Linked DNA regions of Homo sapiens: region 1 is linked to region 2. The links are chromatin loops, found by intact Hi-C in ENCODE. Cell type or tissue: heart left ventricle. All regions are shown on one strand. Links, peaks and the distances in the headings refer to the core of each region. The heading gives the core; the rest is flanking DNA. Region 1 overlaps CHD1L (chromodomain helicase DNA binding protein 1 like). Region 2 holds the start of LOC102723321 (a long non-coding RNA gene).

Evidence for each region. Hi-C counts contacts between places; a loop is a spot of excess contacts. Peaks named below come from ENCODE experiments on the same cell type or tissue, not always from the same donor. Only the 100,000 strongest peaks of a DNase experiment are listed, where the experiment ranks them.
Region 1: it touches region 2 in a loop (3-fold over the local background); 5 of 110 quality-filtered maps call a loop at or near these places.

Annotation. Positions count from the first base shown.
Region 1 is chr1:147,270,765-147,279,103 of GRCh38, reverse strand. It overlaps CHD1L (chromodomain helicase DNA binding protein 1 like), which reads right to left. Exons shown (of 23, transcript NM_004284.6): 11 at 8,099-8,172; 12 at 6,823-6,933; 13 at 3,636-3,750; 14 at 2,847-3,000. Among named protein-coding and RNA genes, the nearest start is that of CHD1L, 32 kb to the right of the region's middle. In heart left ventricle, for the core only: a CTCF peak has its summit at 5,199 (motif pointing left); no DNase peak of the experiment used is centred there.
Region 2 is chr1:147,696,747-147,705,085 of GRCh38, reverse strand. LOC105371230 (a long non-coding RNA gene) reads left to right here. Exons shown (of 3, transcript XR_922077.4): 3 at 3,845-5,020. LOC102723321 (a long non-coding RNA gene) reads right to left here and starts at 4,358. Exons shown (of 3, transcript XR_922079.4): 1 at 4,278-4,358. In heart left ventricle, for the core only: a CTCF peak has its summit at 4,970; a DNase peak (open chromatin) is centred at 4,925.

The DNA of each region.
Region 1 (8,339 bases), core at 269-8,268, 430 kb after region 2:
ACCCTCCATACACATAACCAGGATGACTGGCTTTGGCAGCTGGTACCAAAAATAGTAGGAAGCCAACTATTTATGATAAGAATTGGTCCATACTGGGACCCTCCCTTTCACCCCCTTGTACTTATGCTCACCTCCTGGCTCTCCCTTGTTATTGCTCACTTGCAATGTGTCTTAGTCATTAAGAAAATTACATGTGTTTTTATGAGAAGCTGTATATTACAGTAATTAAGGGCATGTGCTCGGAGGTTAGAGAGTGCTTGGATTGGAATCCTAAATCTGAATAACCTTGGGCAAATTACTTAAGATGGGGATAAAGATAGTGTCTATCTCATCCTGCTGTTATTCTTATTTACTGAAACAACTGGAAAAGAGCACCTCAGACAACACTCAGCACACAGTATCCAATAAGTGTTCACTACACCTGCATCTGCCTGCCTGTTTCTACTGTGTCCTCCCTGCAGGATAAAAAACCTGTTTCCTTCTTTCAGGACTTCAGAACTCCATACCTACTGCTTAGATTTACCAAATCAGAACCACATCTTTTACTTTTGGTTTCTTGGTATTTAAAAAAAAAAAAATACCCCCAGGCGCAGTGGCTCATGCCTGTAATCCCAGCACTTTAGGAGGCCGAGGTGGACGGATCACAAGGTCAGGAGATCAAGACCAGTCTGGCCAACATGGTGAAACCCCGTCTCTACTAAAAATGCAAAAATTAGCTAGGCGTGGTGGTGCGCGCCTGTAGTCCCAGCTACTCAGGAGGCTGAGGCAGGAGAATTGCTTGAACCCGGGAGGCAGAGGTTGCAGTGAGCTGAGATCGCGCCACTGCACTCCAGCCTGGCAACAGAACGAGACTCTGTCTCAAAAAAAAAAAAAAAAAAAAACCCAAAAAACAAAAACAAACAAAAATCCCCTGCTTTCTTTTTAGACAAGGGCTCTGGGTTATCACCTTTGCTTTTGGTAACCACAAATAACTCATAGCATCTGCATGGGGAAGAGATAAATCAGACATTAGAGTCAGAAAGTAACTTTCCGATAACCATGAGCTGGGCAAGAAGTCCAACAGAGTCGCTCTCAGCCAGCAGTCCATGTTCCCACTCGTTTGTGGCCCCATGGGGTGGAGGTATGTCTACATCTTTCACAGTGATGTGTCCAGCAGCCCACATCACAAGATACCCCTCATTGGACCCCTGGCGCTCCCTCCACTGGGAGAGTGCAAACAACCTATGACATCCTTCCTCCTCTAACAAGAGAATGCGGGCCTTGTGAGGCTCTGTCATTTACCCCTTCACTATGCCCAGCAGTGACCTTCTCTCTCTTAAGGTTCTATGGATAATTTTTCTGTGGAAAACTGCATTTAAGGGTATCTACAGCGTACCTCTACCTCTCTCTCAAGCTTTCATCTCACATTTATAATTGTCTCTTAGTGTGAAAACAAAATGTACAGCCTGCCCTAGCACCATTATGGTTAATTAAGCATGCATGTGACACAGTCAGCAACACAAGGAAAGTCAGAAAAAGAAAAAAGCCACACCTACCCCCTAAGATAAACAAAGAACAAACCCAGTGTTACTCTTTCTAGTTCTAGTCCCAAAATTAATAAAACCTTGAGCCTTTCCTGTAATTACTAACTCCCTAACAAAAACAACAGGATCCCTGTCTTTTGCAACACTGATATGTAAAGATATGCACTGGCCTTTGCAGATACGGTAACCATGTAAGAAAACTGCTGTTTTTTCAGACTAATTACAAACTTAGTAACTCTGCTTCTAATATTGTGTCACTTTTTCTCTCTTAAACACTTATGTTTTTTGATGGACTAGTCCTTTCCAATCCTAGTCCATCTTGCAAACTTTTACAAATAAAATTCTTTCCTTTTGTCTGAGTCTGCCTCTAACAATAGTTTGTTTATATTGTATTTTTACTGCACACTCTGACTAAAGCCTAAATTCTCTTTATCTTCCTAAAACTCTGCCCTACTTCTTATTTTCCTTTCTTCTCTCCTCATCATAGGGGCCTAAAACCTCACAGCCATCTTTGAATTTTCTATCTCCCTACTGTTGAGACCCAACTCTAAACAGTAGCCAACTCCTGTCCTTCCTTCTTTTGCAATGTTTCTCACACCAGACTCTCCCACTGATGCTGCCCTTGACAGACATTTATTACTCCCTTCATACCTGCATCTTTCTAGTATCCTAGGAGTTGGTCTCTTTGCATCCAGCCCCTCATCCTTAGGGCAAAAACAAAGCATCCAGGAAATATTATGAGTTTTAATTTTAACCCAAGGGCTGCTACAGAGTAACTCTAAGTCCTCTTCCAAAAGAGAGCTCTAAAATCTTCCAATCCAGTGTCTGTCTCCCATCCAGTACTCCCTTCTTTAAATAAATTACCTCTAGTTCTTTCACCCATTTTTTCTAAGGCACAATTATGAATTCCTGATCTCATTCGCCCTCTTCTGAGTATGAAGTAATGTAAGTCACTGATCAAAGGCTCTGGGACTAAGGTGGAAGTACAGAATTAATTGTTATTGAGTTCTTTATTTTAACTAATTCTCTTAACAGCCCTCTGAGCTAACCTGTGGTGTCTTTATTTTTAGAAATGCAAAAAGAGTAGATCTAAGAAGTTAAGAAAGCCGCTCAAACCCAAACAGCCAAGAAGTGATGAGGCTTGGAACTAATCCTTACTTCCTACAGACCCTGCACACAGCCAGCACTGTGGCAGGTGTGAGGGAGGCCAAGGAACAAATGTGTAGCTGGGGAGAGGGTGAGTGCTGGTTCTTTTCATTTACATTCTCCTCCACAAAGGGTATTGGTATATTCCAAAGTGAAGAACAGTATATCATATCATACCTGGAGGTCAGCATCGGCAGCGGGTTTCTGGGCTCCCAGAGTAAAATGGCCTCCTTCTATGATCATGTTGGTGAGCTGCAGTTTGGAGGCTGCTTTCCTATAGACTATTTCTTCCACAGTGTCTCGACCAATCAGCCGAATAACTTTAACAGACCTGGACATAAGTCAAACAAGGGTAGTGTGCTATAAGGGTGTGCAAAGCTGGGCAAAAGTATGCAAGGTAAATACATCTAAAAGCAAACAAAACCAAATACCATATTCAGGGTACAATGAAAGGGAGATTGGTTCATTTGGTCCTGAGCACTTGTTAGAGAGAACTCGCCTGAAATTCTCTCTGAACCATTCCAGACAGTCAAAGAAAGAATGATGGGGTAACCATGACTGGGATTCCTTATCTGTAGCCAAGGAAAATATCTGGAAGATCAAATTATCCTCAGATCAAAGGGCAACATCTATCTTTCTTTTTTTTTTTTTTAGCTTAGCTCCATAGCCCCATAACCCCATTTTTTAACTGAGTCAGACCCTAACTCAAGAAGGATGAGTTAAATGACTTCTAAAGTTTCCTTCTAATCCTTTCACAGTTTGATTTGACTCCTTCTAATAAAGTCAGTCTGGACTGATAATGTGACCCACCCAATACTACCCTAGGAGTCAATAGCACAGATGAGCTAAAACCTGGTGGTCTCTCAGCTCCCAGTGTGGGACTGTCACCAGGACTATATTCTTCACCTTTTTCACAACCCAGAACTGCTGCTGGGCAAGCCAAGGAAGCAGAAAAAAATCACTTACTTGTTTTGGCCAATGCGATGAGCCCTGGCAGCTGCTTGCAAGTCATTCTGAGGATTAAAGTCACTGTCAACAAAAATCACAGTATCTGCTGCTGTTAAGTTCATGCCAACTCCACCTGAAAACAATGCAAAAAGGAATGTAATCAGCAGCACAAAGACGAGGAGCTAGAAAATAAGCACAAGGCTAGAGTGGGTCAGACTGATAAACTGAAATCAGTCAAAACAATTGGCTTCATCCTTCAAATGGACCCACACCCCTAACTCCAAAGCCTTGTTCCAGCGGTGAGAAGTGCTACCTGACCTCTTATTGCCTGATGGGAAAATTTTTATTACTGAATGGAACAGAATGAGCGGAGCAGGGGCAAGTGGCCAAGGTGGATACTTAAGTCAGTGCCATGGAGCCACTTTATCTCTTCTGCTTAAAAACCTTGATTAGATTTTGATTAGAGTAGTCTGAGGAAAAGGACACATGCTCTTTCAGAAAACAGATCTAAATATGAGAGGTCTGCAGTGCGCACTGTCAAGAGAAGAGTGCCGAATGTCGCTTGCAAGTTACAACTAGGTAGCAAGATCTCTGATAAAAAGTTAATGAGAAGAGTGGATGATATTATACTCCTGAGCAGAGTGGGAAACCTCCTCCCTCTGATTAGAGAAAACTCCAGTGAGTCTTTTTTGTACTGGTTTCCACATTAATCAAAAAGAAAGTAACAAAACCAACGGCAAGACAAGAACACTCTTGTCATTTACTCTGAGTGTTCTGAGGCTTGCTCAGAACACTCTTGCTGGTCTTTCTTCAGTGCTGCAGGAAGAGAGCTGAGGAGGTACCTTGAGTTACAGGAATTAATTAAGAGAACCGTGAAGGTACATTGCAGCCTTCTCTTTGATTAATGTGAAAACAAGTACAAAACAGACTCCCTCTTGCCAGGGTCGTTAGAGCTGGTTGCTGAAACAAGCAAGCCTGAAAGGGCTTGTTCCATAAACCTGAATTAAGGACTAACTTTTAAGAAGGACTACTGACCATAAGCTGGATCTCCAGACAAATCAGGCAGGAATATTCTAATTAAAGTCTTCGTATCAAGTTGAAGTTGGAACAAGGAGGTAATCATGACCGATTACTGAGAGATGCTAAATTATACCTAATAATAATGATAATGACACTTACGCTGTGCTTACTACTTGCCAGGCATTATTCTAAGCACTCTCTCTATATTAACTCCTTTAACCCTCACAACAACCCTGTCGGGAAGTTGAGTAGTTGCTACGATTTTCCCCACTTTATAGATGTTGAAAGGGAGGGTAAGGGACTTCTCTGAAGTTGCAAGCCTAGAAGGTGAAAGAGCCAGGATTCATTCCCTTGCAGTCTTGGTCCAGAGCCCGTGCTTTTATCCACTATACTATAATACTTTTCAGGTGCTTATTTCATTTTAAAATGTGTTCCATAAAATTATCTTCTTGAATTCATGTTGTCTAAGTGCAGCTCTTCACCGAGGGGTGAGATTTTTATAAATAAGCCACACCCACATCCATGAATAGGAACATATTCATGAGCTATCACTGCCATCTGGTGGCAACATGACTCATCACAGAAATATTTGAAATTTGGAAGGAAACCTGTTAAATAAATGAAAATACTGCAAAACTACAACAAAACTGTGACAGCAAACACAACAGTGTTTGGAGAAGACTAATGTCCAGGACTGCTTCAGCTCCCAGATCTACTCTGAGTCCTCCAAGGAGATTAACTGAAAAGCAGAGATCTCTTTTTTCCTAATTTTAGACATTTCAAACATAATGCTGCTCTCTGAATATGAGGATGATGAAATCATTAAAGCATAAATAAAACTGTTTTCCCGGCAGTGATGATGCACTGCCTGATTCTTTCAGTTTCTCCTGAGACTAACCCTGAGGCAACTGATCACATGAGAAAATGGCTGAGACTCCATGTGCAGTCTATGATCTTGGAAGAGTGAGGCCAAATGAATCTTATGTTATTAATTTTATTAGGGAGATAAAACAAACACAGGTGAAATAATCTCCTTATAATCAAAAATTATATCTAACACTTCTTTCATATACCCTTATAGCAGCAGGCATTTAGAAAGCTTTCTAAATAAGACTGAACTCTCTTTTTAGAAAAATGTCAATCTGTCTTTAATAGAGGACACACATCTCTTTCATGTTCCTGCATGTACTCCATCAAGATTTATGTCTACAAAAATAAGATAATGAAACTAGGATCCTATGAGTTGAAAACTAAGGTCAGCTTGCTCCAGGACCTGAGAAAAATTTCTTAGGCTGGAATGTAGTGGTGCAATCTTGGCTCACTGCAACCTCCGCCTCCTGGATTCCAGCGGTTCTCCTGCCTCAGCCTCCGTAGTAGTTGGGATTACAGGCACGCACCACTACATCCAGCTAAGTTTTGTATTTTTTTAAGTAGAGACGGGGTTTCACCATGTTGGCCAGGCTGGTCTCAAACTCCTCACCTCCAGTGATCCACCCACCTCAGCCTCCCAAAGTGCTGGGATTACAGGCATGGGCCACCGTGCCGGCCTTTTTTTTTTTTTTTCCAGACACCACAATGACTTAGAGAATCATTTCATCTCCAAGAGCTGATTTCAAATTATGTAACAGTAAATGAAAGCACTCTGTAACTGGTAAAGCATTACAAATGTCGTAATATTCACGATTTAAATCATATATGGATGATGTCATAAATAATTCTAAAAAGTTGGTATTTTCAACATAATCACATTTTTTAACAACTAGATTTTTGTTAAGCTTTTCAGCACTATTCCAGAAATACTTATAGAGGAAGGACAACTAGTAGACAAACTGTTACCTTATTTCCCAAATTCACGGTTGGGAAGAAGAGCTACTTCCACTGAATGTAAATGAAACATTCCACAAAATCACATAAATCTTTCAGGACATTCCCAGGTCAATGGTCAAAGCAGATTAGAATTACTTTCCAATAACCCCAGGTTTCAGCCTTACTTCTTTGCTGAGATGACAGTTTGGACAGGCTGGATAGAAAACAGCACCATGCTTGATGTCCAGTACCTTGTTTTACATTCAATAGTAACCTCACCTTTCAGAGAATTAAGGAAAAAAGTGTACTAACCGTTGGGATGTAATAGTACTCTATTATCCCTCATTTGTCTGTTTCCATCAATGCCTTTGCAGCCTACCTGCCCTAGTACTCAGGAGAAAAACGAAAATGGGCTGCTGTCCAAAGTTCTTAATGGCCAAGTGTCTCTCTTCTCCTCTCACAGAACCATCCACACGCTCATAGCTGTAGCCTTTACAGAGAGGAAGAAAAACAGAAATCTTAACCCTTTTCAAGTAGTCTTTGGGGAATAAAAAATTAAGCCCAAAACCAAAGGCCAATTTTGTCCCTTTCCATATACAGGCACAGCCCTACTTTAAGCAAATCCCAAAGGGAAAAATTTAAATTAACAGGGACAATTATCATTTTACAAAATAACTCACCATAACATACTCCTCTGGATTTTTTAAATACATGCAGTTGAAGTCTTTGGCACTTATGAAGTTAATACTCAGTTTTGACTATTCTCAAGCAACCCTGAGCATCTATCCTGTGTGATAGTTTCAACTTTGCTGAGATGTAATTCTTATGTAAACAGAAGACAAGCGCTTGGAGGCAGGTGAGTGAGCCCCTTCTAACAGTCCAGCAATCTGCCTTTCAGTGAGGCTTTAGAGTTCGCCACCTGCCTCCATGCATCCGTGTGGGGAAGGGGAGCTACAGGATCAGGCTGTTTATGCATCTGGGGACCCCTCAATGGCCAGTGGCATGTGCCAACGGCATTCTGCAAGTGTCCACTGGACCAGGTATACTGCGGAACTCAGACACCCGGTCTGAACTACTTTTTTAAATTGTAAGGTCTGGAGCTGTTCAACATTGGGCTCAAGATCAACTCATGTTAGAGCCTTTTCTCATCATCTCACACAAATCTTATTACATATTAAACAGACTTCCCAGGTAATAACCTACATTCTTTATTGTCTATGCAGAAAAAGTTGCTCTTACTTTTCCCCTGGCTTATTTGTTATCTCTATAATTTCAATATTCACCTTTTCACTGATCATGAGTAAGTGCTCAACTGTTGAGGTGAATGTTACAAGACGCTAAAAGCTCTAGTCACTGAAACTTTATCACACATTTTCAAAAACATTTCCACAACATTTGCTCCACGGCCCATAATTTTAAATCATGTAACTGATGGGAACGTGGGTGTTTATTTCTGCCCACGTGCCTGTTCTCTGCTGTCCATCCTTGCCTTCACACATCACTCTCCTCTCGCCTTTTGATTTTTTGGTTCTGAATAATGTTCTCACCCTGCTTTCCTTTGTAATATTCTCATATCCCATATTATTCTTCATGGACCTATCTGGACTGTTAAGTCTAACAGAGCCTTAGGTAATGTAGTGGCCAAAAGGTGTCACCTCTGTAATCCATATAGTCTTGGAGAATATCCAACATCTGGGTCATTTGGGAGAAAAGTAAAACCCGATGGCCCCTGGCAAGAAAAAGAAAAGGAAACACTGCCAAGTCTAGTGGTATTTAAGGTCAATTTCCCTCAGGCAAAATTTACCAAACAATAAAAGTTTATAAATAAATACCAAAGTAGAAATATAAGTGTCGTATGATTTATAGACTGCCTCAGAACCTCCAAATGCTTTCTAT
Region 2 (8,339 bases), core at 129-8,128:
CAGCAAACCAACATGGCACATGTATACCTATGTAAAAACTTGCATGTTGTGCACATGTACCCTAGAATTTAAAGTATAATAAAAAAAAAGGAAAAAATTCTTTTTTTTTTTTTGTAGACAGGGTCTTGCTCTGTTGCCCAGGCTGGAGTACAGTGGCTTGATCTCCACTAACTGCAACCTCCACCTCCCGGGTTCAAGCAATTCTCCCACCTCAGCTTTCCCAGTAGCTGGGATTACAGGTGCATACCACCACACCCGGCTAATTTTTGTATTTTTTGGTAGAGACAGGGCTTCACCACGTTGGCCAGGCTGGTCTCAAACTCCTGACCTCAAGTGATCTGCCCACCTTGGCCTCCCAAAGTACTGGGATTACAGGTGTGAGCCACTGCACCTAGCAGAGAATTGCTTTTCTTGAGCTTTGGTGCAGTTACCCCTAATGAGTTCCATCCCAGTGCCTACAGTAAAGAGTTGTTACTGAAGACCCTTTTCATGATATTACACAAGATCTTCCTTATGGCGTGTCTTAAGATAATTTTCTTTCTGGTTTTAATATTAGGAATAAGTTGTTTTGCTGGTTTTCACCTCGTGACCCCTGTGGCTTGGGCACTTAATAAGCTCCCACCTTTTCAAGTGATCTCCGGGAAGCTTGGCATCAATTGGTGGCCCACCAGTAATCAAGAGTTGGAATCATTAGGGATACATTTTTGTATCCCCCTTGTTCCTCGTCCTTGTTTTTCCTTTCTTTTATTCATCTACCTTTAATTTAATCTTGATTAACTATATCTGTATACGCACTTTAAATTTTTTTAAAGCTATCCCTTACAGGAAGGAAAATCTTTTCTAGAATAAGGAAGAGGAGGAAAGAAGAAAAAAAGGAGAAGGTAAAGAAGGTCAGAGACTACTAAAAGTCCAAGGAAACCACGAAGGCCTAAGTCAGATAGAATGGCCAGTTCTTCATAAGCATGGGGTAATGTATAATGCATAGCAAAACAAACATCAAGAATAGAAACCTGTCAGATCAGAGCATCAGAGCTAGTCGGTTGCAGGAGTCATGAAGCATGATATGCTGTTAGGAGGAGCTCCAGAGAGCAGAGCCCCATATGAACCATAAGCAAGGACTGTTTGATCCTCACCCAGATTTCCAAGCTCAGCAAGAGAAAAGGAAGGAAAATAGAGGGGAAAAAAGGTCTTTTCTGTGTTGCTACTCATTATTAGGAATGATTTGGAAAGCCAGTTCATAATATTGTCCTAGAATTGAGCTTCTGCTTCTAATAGTGTCAGTGATCTTGTTATACCTATGGTGTTAAAATATGTATATTTATGTAGCACAGAAGTACTCAAATTCTCTGGCCTTTTAATACACAAATAACAATAGCTAAATTCCTATCAAGCATCCTCTAGGGCTGCAGAAAGTGCCTTTTATCAGGTTCGCCTCCTCAAGTACCTCCAGTGGTCACTGAGAAAACCTCCCCGGTTCCATAAACCCTCTCTGCTTGTCACGTGCCATCTCAGTCCGAGCCCTTGCCCCCCAGAATATTGAGGTGCCATGCTCCTGCTTTCACCTCTTGTTGTCTTGTAACTCCAGGAATACCAACTCCCTCTACATGTAGTGCCTTAAATATGCATATAGCCATGTTCCTTAGCTCCCCAAATGTGGCTAATCTGAATCTAATCTGGGTGTGTAATAAATGCCCTTGGAACAAAGACATACAACAGAGAGTAGCTGACAAATGCCATTATATCTCCATGCTCAGAATCTAGGCTCAATTTCCACCAGACCCAAAGATCTCCCTCATTTTCAGTCCAAAGCCCACCTCATTTCTCTGTCTCTGTAGAGCATCTATTGTCTTCCATTCTCTTACAGGGCACAGTGAGGCCCTATTCTGTAACAAAAATGGCCTATTCTGTACTAAATAAAACCATGTGGCACAACAAACAGTCCACATCCTCTCCAGTCTTTTATCTTGTGTGCAGTAAAGAGACAATAAGTCCTGTGCATCATACCTGCCATAACCTTGCCTCCTGCGTTCAGTGTGCAAATGCTTGAGCAAAACCCCTATGCATTTCATACACATAGAATGCTCAGAATACCACAGCTCAAATCCATGTGTAGAAAAAAATGTCCTAAATCTGAGGTCACACTCCAGATAATAGATCCAAATAGAATACTTAGCAGGTTTCCCCAAGGACAAGTGGATTCTTACCTTACATCTGCCTGACCAAAGAGATCACTTACAAGACTCTCTCAGAACAGAAGGGTCTCAAAACAAGAGAAGGATCTTAACACACTCCAGTATCCTCATCTGAGTGCAGATGCTGTTTACAGGCCTCTAGCTGGCAGTTTTCCCACTCCATTCAGGCAAAGATCAAGCCACTACTTGAAAACCTATGAATTACCACTCTATGACACCTTCATTGTGTCTATTCCTGATTCTGGTTCTAATCATGCACAAAACTTAAATATATAAAATGTCCAAATCAGCTGGTAAGCTAAATAATTATTGTCATTGCATTTTAGTGATATCACAGTGCCTGTGGTATCTTGTAATTTATGTTTTTTTCAATAGCAACTTGATCATTTTAGTTTGAGGTTGTGTCTCCATAAATAGTTGGGTTGAATATAAGAATAAGTAATTTTTTTTAACTTTCATAATAGGCAGCAACTGAATAATGAATCAATCCCTAAAAGAGAGTCACTCCAGTTATCCTGAAGACTAACTACGTGAGTTTAGTTGACATACGTCAGCCTTCTAAAGCTTGGACACTCCTGGGGTACTGATAAAATGGATCCTATGAAGCTGAAGACCAGTCTTCATATTTATGATGAGCTCCCAAAGCGTGGTCATGGCATGAGGACCTTCCTGGGCCATCATCATCCAGCTTCTCTTTGGCATCTCTTTAGCTATAGTGGCACACAGGTGCCACTTAAGGGGTACTTTTTGCTAAATAACAAGGACCTTGTTATCAAATGTAGCTTAAATGAATATTACTCTCACCTGTAGAAACCCTAAGACTTATTTTCAGCTCTTGGTCACTTGCTGCTGCTATTTTTGGCTATCATTTTTTGAGTTGTTACTAACTGCCAATCTCTGTGATAAGCTACTTTCGTATATTATCTCTAATCTTTAAGAAAATCCTGCGAGGTGGCCATTATTTTCATATTTTAAAGGTAATAACAGGCAAGTTCAGAAAGATGAAATGCCTTGTCTATAGCCACATAGAGGTGACAAAACTGGGATCCAAACGCAAATCTGTCTAGCTCAAACACTTTCTTTTTCTTACTTACGTTCTGAGCATTTCTTGCTGGCTTAACAGAGTATAAATATTAGTAGCCATGTGTATAAATTGGAATCCAATAAAGAGAGATACCACATAGTAATATGAGCAGGGAAAGTGTAATATAAGGAATTATTCACCATAACAGAGAATTGGAGTAAAGAAGAATTATCTAGTAAAAAGTGAAGGAGAGCTCTGATAACTCAATGATAAGAAGACAAATAATTCATTTTTTAAAAAATAGACAAAAGATTTGAACAGATATTTCACCAAAGAAGATATATGAATGACTAATAAGTGCATGAAAAGATGCTCAACATCATCAGTGCCCTGTCTGAAGGCAGCAGTTGCTACTTCACTCCAGTCAACTGCAATGTGGAAATACAGGTATAGAATTGCCAGATCACCTAGTTCTCCCCCCACCAAAAGCTAGAAATTCAGATTTTTATCTAAGATTTTCCTTTTTTCCGTGTTGGAAACAAATTCAAAATATTTCTTAAAACATCACATACTTGAAACAAAGCATATCTACAGGACTGATATGACTTGTTTGTGACTTCCTCCATAGGTTTTCTATCTGGGGAGGGACATGGCAGAAGCAGTATTTTGGGAAGATATTTCTGGCAGCAGTATGTACAGTCTAGACTGAAGAGGAGAAGGTGAAGCCAGGGAAGACTAACAACGAGTCCAGAGATGGAGAGGAACAAACCTGACTGGGGTGGTGGCACAAAGGAGAGCATGTCCTGTTCATCCTTCCCTCCACAAAGCAGCTGGACAAGACCCAACCAGTGATGGGATCTCTGTAGCATCATTTTCCAAAGGAAGCTGGCACATGACAAGTGCTGCCTCCATTTCAAAATCCATTCATGTACCGACATTCGCCTACCCTCTCGGCCTTGATCCCACTCTCCTGAGGTGCCTGAGGGATCTTGCCACTGTGCGCATGGCACTAAGGAACTCTGCCTGCCAGTCCCAGAACTGCTCTTGTCTCACTCTGTTACCTTATGCAAATGGCAGGCATGGGAAGCCTGCTGCTCCATCTGGGAAATCCTCTGGACCACCCAACCTTCCTCTCGGAGAAAGTAAAGGGAGCAATAAGGAAATATTTGCCAAGCCCTGTACAGCCACCTGTTTGCAGAGAGAGGGAGAGTTGCCATATTAATTATTAAGCAGACCTATCTGAGCCAAAGAGAGTCATGGAAACTTCATTATTATGGGTGGTATGTGGCTGTCTTTGGAATATTCTGCTTGCTTGGTTTCTAATTTCCTTTTCTTACATGAGTCTTTCTCCCTCATAAATCTTTGCATCTCAATGTTCTGTTCTCTCCTCCCTTGTGTTCTGAACTAGGAGTTCCCACAAACCCTCTGTGGTTAAATCTACTCCTCTAAACACCACAGGCTCCAGGCAGCATTGTTCATGAAAGCGGGTGACACCCTTTGGCCTCCGCCCTCTAGAAGGGCCTGCTGAGTGAAGGCCCAGTCAGGGAGGGGAGGGATGGAGGGGTGTTGAGGAGATTGAGGTGGGCAGGGAGTCCCCCCACCTCTCCCAGCTGCCCAAGGAAACACTCTCCAACTGTTTCTCTAGAACAAACCAACCAACAAGCGCCAGGAGCCTTCCGTGAATCTGACAGCCGGCTGATCACAGAATCCTCCCAGCAATGGCACTTAGCCCATAACTGGCAGCAAGTGCCCTCTAGAGGGAGTCAGAGGCATCCTCTCTGAGAGGCAAATTCTAATGTCCTGCCTGAATTGGGTACTTAGAGGGGCTTAGCAAATGATGCCAATTGGGGGGAAAAAAAGGAAAGAAAAGAGAAGCGGGGCAACTGGTGTCTTCATCACTAAAAGACAGAGAGAAGCCTTCCTTTGGTATCAAGAGGAGTCTAACAGACTGTGCCATTCAAATTAGGCTACATTTCTGTGGCAGAAGCAGTGCACATGGCAGAACTAGCGGTGGGGTATGAGTGTGGTGGGCTCCACGGGCTCACTCTGAGAATCTGTCTCTAGCACACAAGGTGCCAGGCCTTAATTTGGTCTCCCTGTTGCTCCTGCTTCTGAAATGTGTTGAAGCAGATACAGCTGTTTAAACTGGCATCCCTGTTTATCTGTGTGTTCCCAGTGTCTAGTATTTAAACACCTGAACTGAATTTAAATTGCCATCAGCTTGTTAACTGCAAAATAATAGAACGATTTCAAGAAGATGGTGGTAGGGGCTGTATTTCGACCACTCTGCTTTCTCATACAGACACCTCGCTCCCCAGGCCTTCTGCCAGATATCAAAAGTAGAGGGTATGTGCTGGGCCTGGTTTTTTTATGCCCTGAGGATCAACATAGTGTAGTGAGAAAATCCTGGCTTTTGGAGTCAGCCCCGACTGGATTTCAATATGAGCCCCTCACTTACTAGTTGTGGGAATGGTAGACGTTTTTAAACTTTCTGCACATCAGTTTGCCCATCTTTAAAATGAAAGTATTAGTACTTATCTCAGAATCTATATGCTTTATTTAACATAATATAAATGATTTAAATCACACATAGACATTTAATAACATGGAAAATGTATGACATATTAAGTAAAAAAAAAGGTGGTTATGGAACATTGTTATAGACTGAAATAACACCATTGTGTGGCTGCCCCAAGTTTTCTGTGGTGTTTGGGTCCACTGCTACCACATACACGTCGCACCATGTTGGAAATACATGGATTCAACTAGTACATGGGTCCCTATTCACTTCTGCTGGTTTTCATCGAGACCACTGCCTCCTGATTTCTATTGCTCTCCAGGGAGGAATCTCTGTATCTTTTACCGTCACCACCTGCTCACTTTTGTCCTCACAAAAGCATCCTTTGGGGGTTGGCATTCCATGCCTGAGAGTAAGGAATACTGGTAAGCTGATGAGAAGAGCTTTACACTTTACAGTTTCAGGTTTTCTACACATATGGACCAAAGGGAATTAATCTCACCTAAGAAGCAAAAGACTCAACACTGTCACAAATTAATATTTAACCAGTAATTATCTCTTCTATAAAATGATAGAAAAATGTATTGAAATGGGCTTCCTGATGCCCTGCTGTACTCTGTTGACAATAAAAACTGATTCAAGCCTTTGGAAAACTATCCATCAAGAGCACTGAAAATGGCATACCTGGGTGGGCACAGTTACTCATGCCTGTAATCTCAACACTTTGGGAGGCTGAGGCAGGAGAATTGCTTGAGCCCAGGAGTTTGAGACCAGTCTGGGCAACATAGCAAGACTCTGCCTCTAGAAAAAGAAAAAAAATTAGCCAGGCATGGTGGCATGTGTCTGTAGTCCCAACTACTTGGGAGACTCAGGCAGGAGGATTGCTTAAGCCAAGGAATATGAGGCTGCAGTGAGCTATGATCATGTTACTGCAACCCAGCCTGGGTGTCAGAGTGAGACCGTCTCAACAACAACAACAACAAAAATCAAATTCTGGGCCGGGTGCAGTGGCTCATGCCTGTAATCCCAGTACTTTGGGAGGCTGAGGTGGGCGGATCACGAGGTCAGGAGATCGAGACCATCCTGGCTAATATGGTGAAACCCCGTCTCTACTAAAAATACAAAAAATAAGCAGGGCATGGTGGCGGGCACCTGTAGTCCCAGCTACTCGGGAGGCTGAGGCAGGAGAATGGCACGAACCTGGGAGGTGGAGCTTGCAGTGAGCCGAGATCGCACCACTGCACTCCAGCCTGAGCAACAGAGCAAGACTCTGTCTCAAAAAAAAAAAAAAAAAAAATCATACTCTGCAAACCAGAATTCTACACCTGGGAATCTATCCTAAGAAAATAATTTAGAATACATAAAAACCTTTATTGCACAAAGATATTTATTGTAGCACTACTTAAACTAGTGAAAAACTAGAAAAAACTACTAGAAAAAGTATTAATTGTTCAAGGGATAAGTATATTATGATACACCCAAAGATTAAAACCATTACTTACAGTTACGGCAAGTGGTCTCCAAAGATGGCTGCCAACATTGTTAGCGATGTTTTTCTTTCTACTTGAATAATCACCTCATTCTAAAAGAAGAATAATTTTGAATTTGGAAAAAATAAACTTTATTATTTCAGAAAGAGTTTGGGTTAGGTAATCTCTAAAATCACTTGTCACAGGTTGGGTTCTTTGGAGGCAGATATTGAGTTGAAGTTTGGGTGTAAGATGTTTATTCAGGATCAACACCTGTGAAAGGAAGAAGGCAGAGGGAGGATTAAGCAGAGGAAGAAGTTAAACTGCAGTACAGACCTGAGGGAGCTTTAGAACAAACACTACCAACAAGGGTGTCCTACATTGGGTCAAAATGGCCTGGCTTTTATATTCTCACCTCACTTAGACACCAAATACACTCAAAAGGTCATGACCTGAGGTGAAGTGCTTTCTGTGATGAGACCAAATCTGAGGGAGCTACAGCTAGAGGACGTGTGCTCATTACACTCCCCACAGCTGGGGCTATAAGTCTTTCCTGGGAAGGAGATCTGAGTGGGGCCTTTCCATGTCTGTTACCTCCCTCCTAGGTCCGTGTTCTTGTGCTCCAATTTCATATGCTTATTTGTTGAACAAACACATTAGCAATAATAATATAATCTTACGTAGCACTTTTATAATGCTTTCATGTATGGCATGCTTCCCTAATTCACAGTACTGAACCAAGGAGTCTGAAGGCTATTTTTTTAAAGTACTGTACAGATTTTTAATGACATTTGCTTTCACCACACTTCAGTAAGACCATTTCATCAGTGTAGTTAAAATTGTGAAACACGTAACATTTGTGCTGCTTCTTCTCAACATATCACTCTCCCCCTCCTAGCAACTCTTCTCCCTTTCCCTGTCAGACAGTTATTGCTCTAATATTGGTAAAAGTCTCTTTGCTCATTGTAGCATCCTACCCCAAATGCTCCTTCAGGTAGCTCACTCTCTTTTCTACAACTAAACTTCAACTGGCTGAAATTAGAAAATGACCAATACATTTATGCATACATGTTCTATGACTAACGACCATGTGCTATTCTTTTAAACATGTCCTTTTTGCTTTTCAAAAGTAATTT